Linked DNA regions of Homo sapiens: region 1 is linked to region 2. A link is an interaction called in ENCODE POLR2A ChIA-PET data of the cell type or tissue named here. Cell type or tissue: K562. All regions are shown on one strand. Links, peaks and the distances in the headings refer to the core of each region. The heading gives the core; the rest is flanking DNA.

Region 1 (7,779 bases), core at 958-5,957, 210 kb before region 2:
TGAAGCCGCCATCATTTACTGAGTCAGCACGGCCGTGTAAGCTGCAGGTCAGGAGACCTGGGCTTGAGCCTGCCTTTGTCACCTACCCCTCTATGTGACCTTGAATAAATCACATCATCTCTCTAAGCCTGTTTTCCTCATCTGTCAAATGCAACATCCCTGCCAACTTCACAAAGTTGTTTCTTCGATGAGTAAATGAGGCGATAGCTCATTTACCCATAGCCTGCCTACCCACAGCCCTCCAGGGATGCCTGGCAGGCGTCTCAGCTTAGCATGGTCTACATACAGCTCCTGATGGCCATTCCATTGTCTAATCCAGCTCCTAGCAAATGGCACCGCTGGTCCCCTCAGTGGCTCAGGCCACAAACTTAGGAGTCATCTATTCTTCTTTCCAGTTCTTGTCTATCAGTGAATGCCTCCTAAGTGGCTTCTGTGTCTGCCCTTGCTCCCTACAATCCACTCCACCCAGCAGCCAGTGCTCTTGTAATAACATAAATCGCACAGTGGCTCATCCCTATAAACCCAGCACTTTGGGAGGCCGAGGTAGGTGGATTGCTTGAGCCCAGGAGTTGAAGACCAGCCTGCCCAACATGGCAAAACCCCATCTCTACTAGAAACACAAAAATTAGCCAGGCATAGTGGCCGCCTGTAATCCCAGCTACTCAGGAGGCTGAGGCAAGAGAATTGCTTGAACCAGGGAGGCAGAGGTTGCAGTGAGCAAATATCACACCACTGCACTCCAGCCTGGGTGACAGAGACTCAGTCATAAATAAATAAATAAATAATCAGATCCCATCTCCTCTCTGATTAAAACTCTCCAATGGCTTGCTATTGCAGGGTTTTTTTGTCTGTTTTTGTGTGTGTGTGTGTGTGTGTGTGTGTGTTTTGTTTGTTTGTTTGTTTGTTTCCAGATCCATGGTATTCAGTCAATACCATTGCAGTTTGAATAAAACTCCAAGTCCTGATCATGGCTAAGGAGTCCACCCAGTCGGCCCCCTACCCACCTCACCTCAAATAGCTCTCCTTCAGCCACGCCGGGCTCCTTCCTATTCCTCAAAATCATCAAGTCTGTTGCTGCCTCAGGGCCTTTGCCCTTCCCATTCCTCTGCCTGGAAGGTGACTCCTTGTCATTCTGGTTTGATGTCACCAGCTTAAATGTCACCTCCTCCAAGAGGCATTCCCTAACCTCTCACCTCTCTCAGTTGTACTTACCGCCTGCTATATTTTCATTTAGTTCCTGCCTCTCCCTACAGGAATGTAAGCTCTCTGAGAGCATGAACTCCACCTTTTATTTATCATGGTGTTTCCAGTACCTAGAACAAAGCTTGGTATACAGTAGGTGCTTAGTATATATCCGTTGAAGCAATAAATGGCCATGAAGACCCTGTGTAAAGTGCTGTTTCTTTGGAAGAAGCTGGGCTCTTTTCTCATCGTTTGCTGGGGGCTGGAGGGAGTGGAGATGACATGGCTTCACCCATTTCCACATCTTGCAGGACACCCCAGCAGGCTCTTGTGAAGGGAAGGTCTCCCCAGATAAGGGTTTATCACACTTTGCACACTCTTCCTACCCACAGGGGAAAACCACACTGGGGGCAGGATGATTCTTTTCTGACATTTGTGTGAACATCATTTCAGCTTCCAGAAAACTTTAAGAACAGGCAGAATTCAACGTGACAGTCCCCCTCTCCCCCTAATGGGGACTCTTGTATCCCCCAAAACAGGCCTAGCAAGTTTTTAGAACTTTAGAAAGAACTTCCAAGTGAAGCCAGGGATATGATCCCATCTTGCCGTCTTGAGGATGACAGTTTTACCGAAAGTCATAAAAGCCCGGTACAGCTGTACAGTGAGCTGTACAAGGAGAAGCCCCTTGGGAGGGGCGGCTCCGGGCGAGGGGCGCAGCCCTGCTATCTCTAGCTGCGTGACCCAGGGCAGGGCACCTCGGTCTCCTTGGAGTGACCGGGGCTGCCACCCCTCGGAGAGTCGTAAGAGGATTCCACGCCGGAACTTCATCAGCAATGCGAGTGTTTCCCTCTTGCTGTTAATCTCACCCTGAATTTCTAAGTTTCCCTGGGAAGTGAGAGTCCCCGGAGAGCCCCTTCATCTCACCTCACTTTCTTGTGGGATGCAATCCTGTGCTCCCAGGTGCCTCGTAGGAAGCCCTGAACAGGCTGGGGGCTGAGGTGGTCAGGGGAGGCCACAGAATGCCCTGGGCACGAGCAGGGAGCAGGCGCGTTCAGTGAGGCCCAGGAAGCCCCAGGCCCCTTGCTCCGTCCAGCACAGCCCCACTGGCCAGCACGGCCCGGCGGCATCGGGCAAGGGACAAGGGGCCCCGAAGACCCCGCCGCTCCCACCTGCCCTCCTCCCTTCTTGTCGGAGCCCATGGCCAGGACCTTCCCTGAGGCTGCCTCCAAGGGGAGCCTGGTGCCTGGGCGAGGCCAGGGTCTGGGAGGGAGGCCGAGGCCACAGCAGCTGCCTGAGGTCGGGAAGGACGCAGCCTCCCCAGGCGCTTCAGAAAGCCCTGCCTGCCCAGAGCTCGGGGACCCCGGGAGGACCTGCGGTGGCACGGACAAGACCCCTAAGCCGGGAATCAGGACAGCAATGACCACGCATCCCCAAGTTACTTCCTTGGCTAGGGCTAGGCTTCCCGTCCTAGTCTCTTTCCGGCGCCGGCACCTACCAGCCTCCCCGCTCCCAGCCGTGTAACCCCGCGAGGGCAGCCCCTGAGCTGGCAGGTTTGGGCCGAGCCCCTCCGGGCTGCCCCCAGCTGGAAAAGGGGCTGCGAGGCGACGCCCTGGAGCTCCCCGAGGACGCAGCCCCTTCCCGGTCCCCGCCGCCCCGCTCACCTCTCGCCCTCGCTTGGCGCTCCCCGGGCCGGGCTCTGGGGCGTGCGGCTCCGGCTGCGGGGACCCCTTGGCGGCTGGTGCAGGGGGCGCCGCCATTGCCACCGCAGCGCCGCCCGCGGCCGTTGCCCTCGGGGTTATCGCCCTTGGGAGGGGCGGTTCTGGGCTAGGGGCGCGGCGCGAGTGGCTGCTGGCAACGCGGGGGAAACGCAGAAACCGCGAAGGGCACCCCAAAGGGAAACAGCGAAGAACCAAAATCCGCGGGGGGAAAGGCCCGGCAGGCCCTCAGGACCGTTCTCCTTGGGGTGGATCCCCGGGGGCGTGAGCGCCCGCAGACGGCGGCCCTGCGCGCTAAGGGCTCCGCCAGACCGCTGGGGTGACCGCGGGCAAGCAGCAGCTCCCCTGCAAAATGAAGCAAGAGGCCCGCTCGTTCAGGCTGGACCATGGCTGAACAGGCATTCCGCCGGCTACACATGATGCCCAACGCCTGAAATATACATTGTCGAGTCTCCTATACAGACCACGGGGATGGCCAGTAACTAAGTTCTGGCCAGCGAATAAAAGCAGGTGGCACAGGCCAACATTCCAGAAAAGTCCTTAAAAGGGAAGGGGGGTGACAGCAGGTAGCTAGTCAGCCTCGAAAAGGGCAGGAGAGGGCCACGCTTCCAACCAGGTACGTCAGGCAACCATCAGGCGACAGTCAGGCGGTTGTTATGCTCCCTCTAAAATGATCATTGATCCAGCGGGGCCAGGGAAAGGCAGTCTCCCAATAGATAGAGAAAACCTGAAACTGGTGATCAGCTTCTCGGTAAGATCTCAGGAGCTGGGCAAGTGGGCTTACACAAATTGCGGAGTTTAACTGACATGTGACCCTCGAAGGACACCGGACTGGTAAGGGAAGAACGCCTCCAGTGAGCATGGGTACAACTCCAGTATACACAGTGTGCACACTCCCCTCCCAAGTGCTGGCAGACCACTGCCCATGCAGGCAGGCCTCCCAAGGGAAGAATCAGGGGAGAAGGGATGCAAGACCCCAGAAGTATGCCAATGCATAAGACCCCAGGTCAAAAGGTCAAACTGTGCGCTTCTTTTTCAGGTCACCCGCTTGGCCCTCTTCCAAGTGTACTTTCCTTCCTTCCATTTCTGCTGTAGAGCTTTTTAATAAACTTTTATTCCTGCTCTAAAACTTGCCTCAGTCTCTCCTTCTGCCTTATGCCCCTCAGTGGAATTCTTTCTTCTGAGGAGGCAGGAACTGAGGTTGCTGCAGACCCATATAGATTCACTCCTGCTGACATATTTTGGTGCCACGTGACTCAGATACCTTCCACCAGTAACAGGGGTACACATTAACTAAAAATGCATCATAGACCTAGAATGTAAAACTTATGAAAAAACAGGAGCAAGGGACAGGCACGGTGGCTCATGCCTGTAATCCCAGCTACTCGGCAGGCTGAGGCAGGAGAATCGCTTGAACCCGGGAGGCGGAGATTGCAGTGAGCCAAGATCGTGCCACTGCATTCCAGCCTGGGTGACAGAGGGAGACTCTGTCTCAAAAACAAAAACAAAAACAAAACCAACCAAACACAAAAAACCCAGAAGCAACTCTTCATCATATTGGGCCAGGCAATTGTTTCTTAGGACGCCAAAAGCACAAGCTGGATGAACTACAAAAGTTTTCAAAATGAAAACCTTTGTGCTGTAAACGATTCCAACAAGTGGGTATAAAGACAACCCACAGAATGGGAGAAAAGGGATTTGTATTGGAATCAACTTTCACAACTCAACAATTAAAAGACAATCCAATTCTAAAATGGGCAAAGAATTTGGATATTTCTCTAAAGATATACAAATGAACAGTAAGCACATGGAAATACAAATCGAAACTACAGTGAGACACCATTTCATATCCACAGGGTGGCTGTAATTAAAATGAGACAAGTATTGGGGAGGATGTGGAGAAATCAGAACCCCTATACACTGCTAGTGGGAATGGAAACTAGTGACAGTCCTTTGGAAAAGTTTGGCAGTTTCTCAAAGTAAAACGTGGAATTACCACATGACCCGCAATTCCACTCTTAGGTGTATACACCCTACAGAAATGAAAACATGTTCACATAAAATCTTGAACATGAATGTTCATTAGCAGCATTCATATATATATACATATATATATAATGTGTGTGTGTATATATATATGCCAAAGAGGACACAAGCCAATGTCCATCAGGTTATGAATGAATAAATATAATGTGGTATATCCATACAATGGACTACTGTTGGGCAAGAAAAAGGAATGAAGGACCAATGCATGCTACAACACAGATGAACCTTGATGACAGTATGCTAAGTAAAAGAAGCCAGTCACAAGACTACAAATTGTATTATTCCATTTATGTCAAATGTCTAGAATAGGCAAATAGAGAGTGACAGAATGTACATTTGTAGTTGCTTGGGACTGGGCTAGGGAGTTACTGCTAAGGCATGTGAGGTTTTAGAATGGACAAACATTTTCTAAAGTTAAATTGTGATGGTTGCACAACCCTATAAATACACTAAAAACCATTGAATTGTATACTTTATTTTTATTTATTTATTTTTTTGAGACAGAGTCTTGTTGCCCAGGCTGGAATGCCGGGGCACGATCTCGGCTCACTGCAACCCCCACCTCCCGGGTTCAAGTGATTCTCCTGTTTCAGCCTCCCGAGTAGCTGGGATTACAGGCATGTGCCACCACTCCCGGCTAATTTTTGTATTTGTAGTAGAGATGTGCTTTCACCATGTTGGCCAGGCTGGTCTTGAACTCCTGATCCTCAGGTGATCCACCTCGGCCTCCCAAAGTGCTGGGATTACAGTGAGCCATCGGCCTAGCCTGAATTGTATACTTTAAATGGGTGAATTGCACAGCATGTGAATTACATCTCAATAAAGCTGTTTAAAAGGAAAGATATCTGCTTCTTCCTATTGGCTGAAATACAAATGTGTCGGCTGGTGCTAGTGCAGCTACCCTGAGACCCCAAGTCTACAGAGTGATGAGATTGGCAGATCAACAGTACAGGAATCTGATGATTTTATGAGGTTGATCTACCAGCCCTGAACTGCTTCCCTCTGGACTTTTGCATGGGAAATAAAATTTGACCTTGTAAGCAACTATTATTCTGGATTTTCTGTCACAGCTAAATCTAATCCTAAAGGATACACTACCCAGTTTAGAGCAAGTCATTCCATTTTATATGTCTTAATTCCTTAATCTACAAAATGGGTACATTTTGTTTCCCTGATTGCAAATACAAGGATAGATTAGATAATGCATGTGCTAAATATTTAATTCCTTGGAAATTAAATATAAACTAAAGCCAAAGTTTCTTTAGATAATCTACTTTTACAATTTGTGGGTTTTTTTTTTTTTTCCTTTCTGTGGAGAATAGGATCTTGCTATGTTTCTCCGACTGGTCTCGAACTCTTGGGCTCAAGCTTTATTCCTGCCTCTGCCTCCCTAAGTGTTGGGATTACAGGCGTGAGCCACTGTGTTCAGCTAGATAATCAATCTACTTTCAAGTACATCCTACTGATACGCATTTTTAAAAGGTTTGGAAATATTGCATTCTCAACACTTGTACTTTGTTGTTTATACTACTGCAATTTTAAGTTTGAAAGGCAGCAGGTAAAAACAATTTTAAAAATTAAAAAATGACTGGGCACAGTGGCTTACACCTGTAATCCCAGCACTTTGGGAAGCTGAGGTGGGTGGATCACCTGAGGTCAGGAGTTCAAGACCAGCCTGACCAACATGGCGAAACCCCGTCTCTACTAAAAAAACATAAAATTAGTCAAGCGTGGTGGCGGGCTCCTGTAATCCCAGCTACTTGGGAGGCTGAGGCAGGAGAATCGCTTGAACCTGGGAGGTGGAGGTTGCAGTGAGCTGAGATCGCACCATTGCACTCCAGCCTGGGCAACAAGAGTGAAACTCCATCTCAAAAAAAAAAAAAAAATTAAACAATAACTCTTTTGGACAGCAAAAAATGTAATTATAATAAAAGTCATTTCCCTAACAGTCAGTATTCTATTTAAAGTGATGGTAAGTTCATAATGTAATTTTTAATGCAAAAGACAAATTAGATTTCAATAAAGTAGGATTAAATAACAAAGGCAGCTGCCTTTTAATTAAAACAAGACTAAAAGCTGATATACTAAAAAATATCTGAAAGGATGCACATCAAAATGTTACTAGTAGTTTTTAATTTCTAATTTTTATTTTTTACTTTTTTCTTTTTCTTTTTTTCAAGACAGAATCTTGCTCTGTCGCTCAGGCTGGAGTGCAGCCACATGATCTCGGCTCACTGCAACCTCTGCCTCCTGGGTTCAAGCGATTCTCCTGCCTCAGCCTCCCGAGTAGCTGGGATTACAGGCGCGTGCCACCATGCCTGGCTAATTTTTGTATTTTTAATAGAGACGGGGTTTTACCATGTTGGCTAGGCTGGTCTGGAATTCCTGATCTTGTGATCAGCCCACCTCGGCCTCACAAACTGCTGGGATTACAGGCATGAGCCACTGCGCCTGGCTTTTTTTTTTTTCACTTTTTAAACTATTCACAGGTGTACTACCACTACTGATCAGCATTCGTTCTTGCTCCTTTTCCAATGGGCAACCTGGTAGTCCCCCGTTCCAGTGAGATCACCAAATTGATGCCAAACTTAGTGCAGACACCTGACCGACTGGCAGAGCACACTATACCCCAGAACTTCTGGGCTCAAGCGAGCCTCCTGCCTCAGTCTCCTGAATAGCTGGGACAACAGGCATGCACCACTAGGACCAGTAGTGGTTATATGTGAAAGGCAGAATAATAGGTGATTTAAGGATCATTTTAGCATATCTGCATATTATAGTTTTCTATAATGAATATAAATTATCTGTGCAAAAAATACATTAAAACAAATGACAA
Region 2 (7,779 bases), core at 933-5,932:
GAGGATGTTTTAGCTCCCAACATTTTTCTTTTACCTGTGCTTTATAATTTTAATATATTTATAATACTATTAAGTGATTGAGACAAGTTCTGGAAGTTTCTTGATGACACAAATTTGTTTCCCTCTTTTCTATATTGCCCTCTTTAGGCAGGTAAAAGTGATACTGGCTTTGAGCTTTCTGCTTCATTCACATTTGGGTTTAAAATTTTTCTAGTTTTCAATTTCTAAAGGAAATGGCTTGTTGTGGGACTATAAATTCTTAGTTTAAAAATACACTAGATTTTCATGGATGGAACATTTTAATTTCATGGCTAAAATGCTGACTTCAAAGTTTAGCTTTTGAGATGATTAGAACTCTTGTAAGTGCAAGAGTTATATCATGAGTGCTTCCTTGGATGGATACTTCTAACTTCAATGGCCTGATTTTTGCCTTTAATATCTTTAATATTTAGAGGAAGTAGTTTGTGATTTTTTTTTAATAAAGAAAGTTTTAAAAAAATTAGTTATCTAAGGTCCTTATGATGTCTGTGGCAAGAAGGAGGTCAGAAGGAAATGGAGTATAATGTTGTAATAAAGAATCAAAATGAACAGTTCACATATGCTGGTATTTGTTCATTTTACTTGTGCAAGAGTGCTGGTCATGTCAGAGGTATTTTGAAACGGTTGGTTCAGTAATTTGGCCTACTGTCTTTTTTTTTTTCTATAACAGTTTTTCTGTTTTCTACTACACCTTGCACATCCACCAATCCAAGACACCCTATAGGTGAGTATTTTTCTAGTTCTCAAATGGCATCACTTGTTCCCAAGCCAGTTGCCGCTTCATTGAAACTAGGCTATATTTTTCTACTCTGAATTATCTGGTATTTGATTTCACAGAGTGTATTTTACTCCACACTTTAAAAGTTACCAGCAAACTGCTGAAGAGCTGTTTTTATATTACAGAAAAAAATCATAATAGTATTAAACTTTTTTTTTTCCTGTTGCTTATACTATAAGAATTTTTAAATGCTATTCTCAAACTCTGTTCTTTTTGAATTTTTATTACAAAATGGGAATTAGAACAGACTGGTTATAAATCTAAAGAAAATATAAAAGTTTATTTTAATATTCTGAGATAACATAGAATAAGGAATTTAAAAGAAAGCTTGTTTTAATAGTGCTTTTTAGTTTTTGTAGAAATTAAGGATGGTTTTCCTCTAAAGACTTAGGAGAAAAATTACAAAAATATTTCATAGATGTTGGTATTTCATGTAGTTAGGTTAATTCTCAATTCATGTAATTATACACTCATAGATCAGAAAGGCGAAGCCTTTTTATTTTTCCATGTTCATCTTAGACTTGCCTGATTTTTTTCCCCAATAGGTTTTCAAATATAAATTTTTTTTTTAATCAAGAAGGACATTTTCCTAAAGGCTTTGGAAGTAAAAAGCTTCGAGATTTTTTTTTTAATTGGATCACTAGGATATCATGTTCAATTTGTTAATTTTGAGAAGATGAGATGAAAATAAGAAATTTTTTGGAAATGTGGACAAATTTCTAAATTTTTTAATGGGGTCAATACAACATCATGTTCAATTTGAGTTCAATATCATGTTAATTTTGAGACAATTGGAGGAAAAAAAGAAACAGAAAAAAACAAACCTCAACTCTTAGAGCTGGTGATGATTGTATGTAGTTCACCCTTGCAAATACAGTTAAGACACCTGTAGTTAACTTCTGACTCTGTCAAATTGTTATCACTTAACCTTCTGTTGCTTTGCTCATCCTCTTTGATACTTGTTAATGGCTAGATGTTCTCAACACATGTTCCTGGAAAATCTAACCTAGAAGTACTAGAATGAAAGGCAAAATTTCATTTTTTTAAAGGCATGTTTTCCTATCTCTCTCATACCCTGGGCATGTATGTGGTAGCTTGCATGGCTGAATTAAGTGATTGGCTTTGTGAGGTTTCTTAGTAACCTATAGCTGGTTAGTCTTTCATATGATCACCTTTGTTTCCTTGCTGACTCTTTCTTGTTTTACCAGCACAGAGTGGGGAACTGGAAAGTGACAAAAGGAGTTGGTCACTGTCTTCCACGTAACCATGCCTGATTTGGGTGGCATGTAATTTTTTTTTTTTTTAAATAAGTGCCTCAGTTGCCTTTGTGCTTCTGCATGGTTCTTTCCTTTTGCCAATATTTATGCTTGTTTTTCTCTTATGAATTTTCTACAAGAACTTTGGAAAAAAATAATCCTTGGATTTCCAAGATCCAGGATAGGAGGGTACGTGTTTGCAGAAAAGGTCAAAATTTGAGAGTCCTGAAGGAGTTGTACTGTACAACTGTTCTGGATTGGTGGATATGCAAATATTAAGGAAGGGAAGGAGCAAATATTACTTTTGATGTGAGTGATCATAACATCTACATTTTTTCCAATTATTATTTGAGCTTCTTTCATCTGGTTTATTATTGAATTGGCAGTACCTTTTATTTTACACAGAAGGTTGAAAGCTGTATAAAATACACTATTTAAAAAATGTATGCAAGTGGTAAGCTTACTCATTAAAGAAAAATAATACTTGATTCTTAGGATAGTTTCCGATAATCCCAATCATTTTAAATATTAAATTTTTCTTTTCTTTTTTTTTTTTTTTTTTTGAGATGGAGTCTCACTGTCTCCCAGGCTGGAGTATAGTGGTGTGATCTCGGCTCACTGCAACCTCCACCTCCCGGGTTCAAGTGATTCTCCTGCCTCAGTCTCCTGAGTAGCTGGGACTACAGGCGTGTGCCACCACACCTGGCTAATTTTTGGATTTTTAGTAGAGGTGGAATTTCACCATGTTGGACAGGCTGGTCTTGAACTCCTGACCTCAAGTGATCTGCCTGTCTCAGCCTCCCAAAGTGCTGGGATTACAGGCGTGAGCCACCGTGCCCAGCTAAATTCTTATTTCTATATCTTGTATATTACATAGGCTAATTGAAATGTGTTAAAAATAAGGGAAAATAAGTCGAGCATTTTAGGAATAGAATTCTCAAAATGGAAGAAAGATTTTTATAATTAAACTTGTTAAAGATAATGAGAAATGTCCTATTAACATGTCAGAATTTGTTGGTGGGATATTAAACTGTTGACTTAATAAGTAAGGGACATTAATTCAGCTTGGCAGCTTACTAATAGCCAACCTGGTCCCTATTGGTGTGTGTTGGCAGAGCGTGATTGAAACTATGGTTAAGACTTTTTAACACCTGAGGAAAAATTCATTCTGTATTTTCTGACAATGGAAGTGTCGCAGAGCTCTTTGCTATCATTTGCTCTTTAGATAAGTTAGAGTATTTTGTGACTATTTTATAAAATATTGAACTAAGATAATGGGAGGAGGTGAATGACTGTTTCAGCAAGTAGTTCATTAATTTTAAGCTCTAGGGTGGTACATCTTGGTTAAAATGATTATATATTGTATGATTTTAGTCAAGGTGCTCAAAAATGTAAACTATGTTGTTGTTCTTTTTGTAAAGTTTACTGATATCACATGAGTGCCATAGGTGTATGTTTATCTCTTTATTTGCAGCATATTTTACAGTGGTGTTTTGCTTTATTATCTTTACATGCTAGATAAGTGGAGCAATTTGATACCTTCCACTGTTAATATATACTGAATAGGAATAATTAAAGGGCAAAACATACTTTTTTTTTTGATAGGGCAAAACATACTTTTTTTTTTTTTGGTGGGGCAAGGGTAGATTGAAGCTGTGTAAGGCTTGTGCATCATATCTTGAACTTAAATTTTGAGGCTGAAACTAATGACCATAATAGGCCTGACATATTTCATGTATTTGGAGATTACTGGGTAGACTTTAGAATAATCAATTTGAGTTGTTTAATGTTGGTTTTTTTCCTTAATTAGATTTTTCGTGAAGCTCGAAGAACAGTACCTAGTATTGTTTACATGCCTCACATTGGGGATTGGTGGGAAGCTGTCAGTGAAACTGTGAGAGCAACTTTTCTGACATTGCTACAAGATATACCATCATTTTCACCTATATTTTTATTGTCTACCTCTGAAACCATGTACAGTGAACTGCCTGAAGAGGTAAGAACTGATTAAATATTTATCTTTCCTTATTATATTGTTCTAAAATAGTTGACTCTGTAAATTGGACACCTTTTAATTATTATAAAATTAATACTGCCAGGGTTTATATCCTGGGTGTAACTGCCTATTAGCTGTATGATGTAGGTAAGTTATTTAAGTTTTAGTTTCTTTTTTGGTATAGTGGTATTCCACAGTGTTGTTATAAAGATTGAGATAATTTATGCTTAGAACAAAACCTGAATTATATATATACAGATTCAGCATCTCTAATTCAAAAATTCAAAACCTGAAACTTCTTTGAGTGCTGACATGAAGCCACTAGTGGAAAATTTGACACCTCACGTGATGGGTTGCAGTCAAAACTTTGTTTCTTGCACAAAATTATTAAAAACATTGTATAAAATTACCTTCAGGTTATGTGTATAAGGTTTTTATAAAACTTAAATGAATTTTGTTTAGACTTGGATCCCATCCCCAAGATAATCTCGTTATATATATATGCACATATTTTAAAATCTGAAAAGGTTTGAAATCTGAAACACATCTGGTCTCAGGCATTTTGGAAAAGGGATACTCAGCTTTCTAAGAAAATTGTGGCTATATCACTATCAGTTATATCCTTTTCATCCTTATCATCTGTGGGGTCATTTGATGAGATTTGACCTTTCAGCCCTTTCATTGATAGCACCATGTTAACTTGAATGTTATTACTAATACACGTATTTTTCAAATCTGAAGTCTAACTTTGAGTTCAGATCTAAGGTAAAATCATAGTTGATTCAGAAAAAAATAGTAGATCATCTTACTTGAGTGAAATTGATTTTTTAAAAATTGTTTTAATACCCTGAGCTTACTAGGTCTTGAAATAGTCTCCTTTAGAAATGCTTAGAAATATTTTCCCCAGGAGACAAAGTAGGAATGATGTTTATATAAAAGATTTACATGTTTTAAGTGCTATAATATAAATCTTGATTATGTAGAATTTTATGGTTAAAGTGTTTGTTTACTGAGTTCTTTTGTGTTTCAGCTTTCATTAGTTATCTTGCTAAAATAGATTTGTATACTTTACTGCTTTTTGTAAGGAAAATATATTAAATGTAGAGTAATTCATTTTTGATTATTCAATATCTGATAGTATAGGAAGATCACTAATCAAAATGTTTATCATAGAGGCTAATAAAGTTTAATAGAATGCTTTATGTAGCAAGAGTTAGAAAAACCAGGGTATTGACTTACTAGTCTTTTGATCTTAGATAAATACTTGAACGTATAATTGCTTCATTTTCATCTATAACATGTGGATAATAACAGACAGGGTCATTGGTGTGAGACAGTATACGTGAATTTCTTTTGAAACCATGGAGCTATTAAATGTTTGGTATTAGTATTATAAAGTAGGAATGCAGCTGAAGTTGAAATTTAGAGGAATGGACTGAACCTGGATATAACCTGGGAGCCACTTTACAAGTTAGATCCTCTTTATCAGTTTTATTCTAATTTTATAAAAAGAAAGAGAAGAGTTAAAATGTGGGATACATGAGGGTTCTAGTTGGGAATATATAGGGAATATTCCCTGAAAATTTCCCTCTATATTGTTTGAAAAATTTCTAAATAAAAGTTTGATGAGCCTAACTTCTTGATAAGCAGTTTTTATTTTACCTACTTCTGTTGCCCATATGCATATGTAATTTTACTGTTGGTTTAGTATTTTAAAGCTAACATTATATCATGTACATTTCCAATGTTATACTGTTGTCATAACTTATAATGGATTCAGAAAGCCCACTGACTAGTAACCTTTTTCAGTATTTATTTACCAATACCCATAATTACTATCTAAAATATTAGAAATTTGCCAGCATTGAATTCTGAAATTTCAGCTCCTTTCCCTCTCGCTTTTGTCTTTATAAGTAGTTTTTAAAGCTATCGTGGATATCGTATTTGTGGGCTGAAGATTATGGGAATTCTCTTTTGATTATATAACATGTTTTATACTAATAGTTTGTAGGAAATTCTCCTCTGTTCCCAAGTCTTAACATTTTATTTTATTTGTTTACTTACTTTTGTAGAGACGAAGTCTCATTATGTTTCCCAGGCTGGTCTTGACTCCTGGTCTCAAGTGATCCTCCTGCCTCAGCCTCCCAAAATGCTGGGATTATAGGTGTGAGCCACCATGTCCAGCTAAGCCTTACAATTTAATTTCAGGTCTACCATTAGAATGCTTGCTTTCTTTTTTCTTTTTTCTTTTTTTTTTTTGAGATGGAGTCTCACTCAGCCACCCAGGCTGGAGTGTAGTGGCGTGATCTTGGCTCACTGCAACCACCATCTCCCAGGTTCAAGTGATTCTCCCGTCTCAGCCTCCCGAGTAGCTGGGATTACAGACACCTGCCATCATGCCCAGCTAATTTTTGTATTTTAGTAGAGATGGGGTTTCACCATGTTGGCCAGGCTGGTCTTGAACTCCTGACCTCAGGTGATCTCCCACCTCGGCCTCCCAAAGTGCTAGGATTACAGGGGTGAGCCACTGCGCCTAGCCTGCTTGCTTTCTTTAGGTCACAAACTAAGATAGTAATCTCTAATATTTAGCACATATTGATAAATATTTGGTGAATGAATGAGTAGCACAGAGAGTTGTAGACCAAGTAGCTGTAGGTTAGCAAGTTGCCAGATCTATGGAAGAAATGAAGTAGAGAGTGGGCAGTACAAAACCAATTCTCAGAGGAAAAAATGGCCTATTACTACAGTTGTACTACTGTACTCCAGCCTGGGCAACAGAGTGAGGCCGTGTCTCAAAAATAAAAGAGAAAATTTAATGTCATGAAAATATGTTTAAATGTATTGTTTTAAAAAATGCAGGTAATAAATCAATGTGTATGGTGTTTATAAAGATATAACTGGAAGGATATACACAGAAATGTTAATAGTAATTATCTGTGGATATAAAAGTTATAGTCATTTTAGTTTTTTATTGTCTTTATTTTCTATATCTTCCATAATAAATAACTATCATTATAATCAGAAAATAAACCTCATTATTCACAGAGGAAGGAGAAAGGAAGTTTTCCTGCTCTATTTTTAAAATAGAAGAAAACCCCAAAATAATTAGTCCTTCCATGATTAGTGTCTTATTAGTGGGACAAAATGACAAGTTCATCTTTTAGAACTTCTTTGACATTCTCTTGTGTCTCTTTGTATATATCCCTCTCTTGTAGTTCAATAGTCCCCACGATAAGTTTGTACTTGTGCATTGGGATACTGGGGAAAACATTAGCATTTCTGTTCATTTTTATTTTTCATATTAAATATTTCATGCATATATGGTTTATAATAAAACTATAAACCATATATACATGAAATATACTGTACTATTAAATATACTATTTTGGTAATAGTATATTTAATAGTAGTATAGCAAAACAGTATATTTAATAGTACAGTATATTTCATGTGTATATGGTTTATAATATATTATTTCCAAGTAGTATATTAGCAAAATAGTATATTTAAATAAATATGCATATAGTAATGAGAATATTTTCAGATTTTTTACTGATGAGGTGTTTGATCAAAAAAGTTTGGAAATCATTGCACCAGACCAGCTGTTATCAAAGTGTGGTCCAAGGACCCCTGAGGAGCCCCCAAGACTTTTTCAGGGGATTATCAAGTTTCATTTCCAACTACATATCTGCTGAGTCTGGGTTTTCATT

Evidence for each region. Peaks named below come from ENCODE experiments on the same cell type or tissue, not always from the same donor. Only the 100,000 strongest peaks of a DNase experiment are listed, where the experiment ranks them.
Region 1: POLR2A ChIA-PET joins it to region 2 with 5 read pairs; 3 of 35 experiments call an interaction of 5 or more read pairs at or near these places.

The regions. Positions count from the first base shown.
Region 1 is chr2:24,005,257-24,013,035 of GRCh38, reverse strand. It overlaps MFSD2B (MFSD2 lysolipid transporter B, sphingolipid), which reads right to left and starts at 2,951. Exons shown (of 14, transcript NM_001346880.2): 1 at 2,844-2,951. The coding sequence starts at 2,939. In K562, for the core only: a CTCF peak has its summit at 1,645; DNase peaks (open chromatin) are centred at 1,515, 1,925, 2,325, 2,955 and 1 weaker place; H3K4me3 peaks cover 2,551 bases.
Region 2 is chr2:23,794,428-23,802,206 of GRCh38, reverse strand. ATAD2B (ATPase family AAA domain containing 2B) reads left to right here. Exons shown (of 28, transcript NM_017552.4): 19 at 3,884-4,069. Among named protein-coding and RNA genes, the nearest start is that of ATAD2B, 130 kb to the left of the region's middle. In K562, for the core only: no CTCF peak of the experiment used is centred there; no DNase peak of the experiment used is centred there.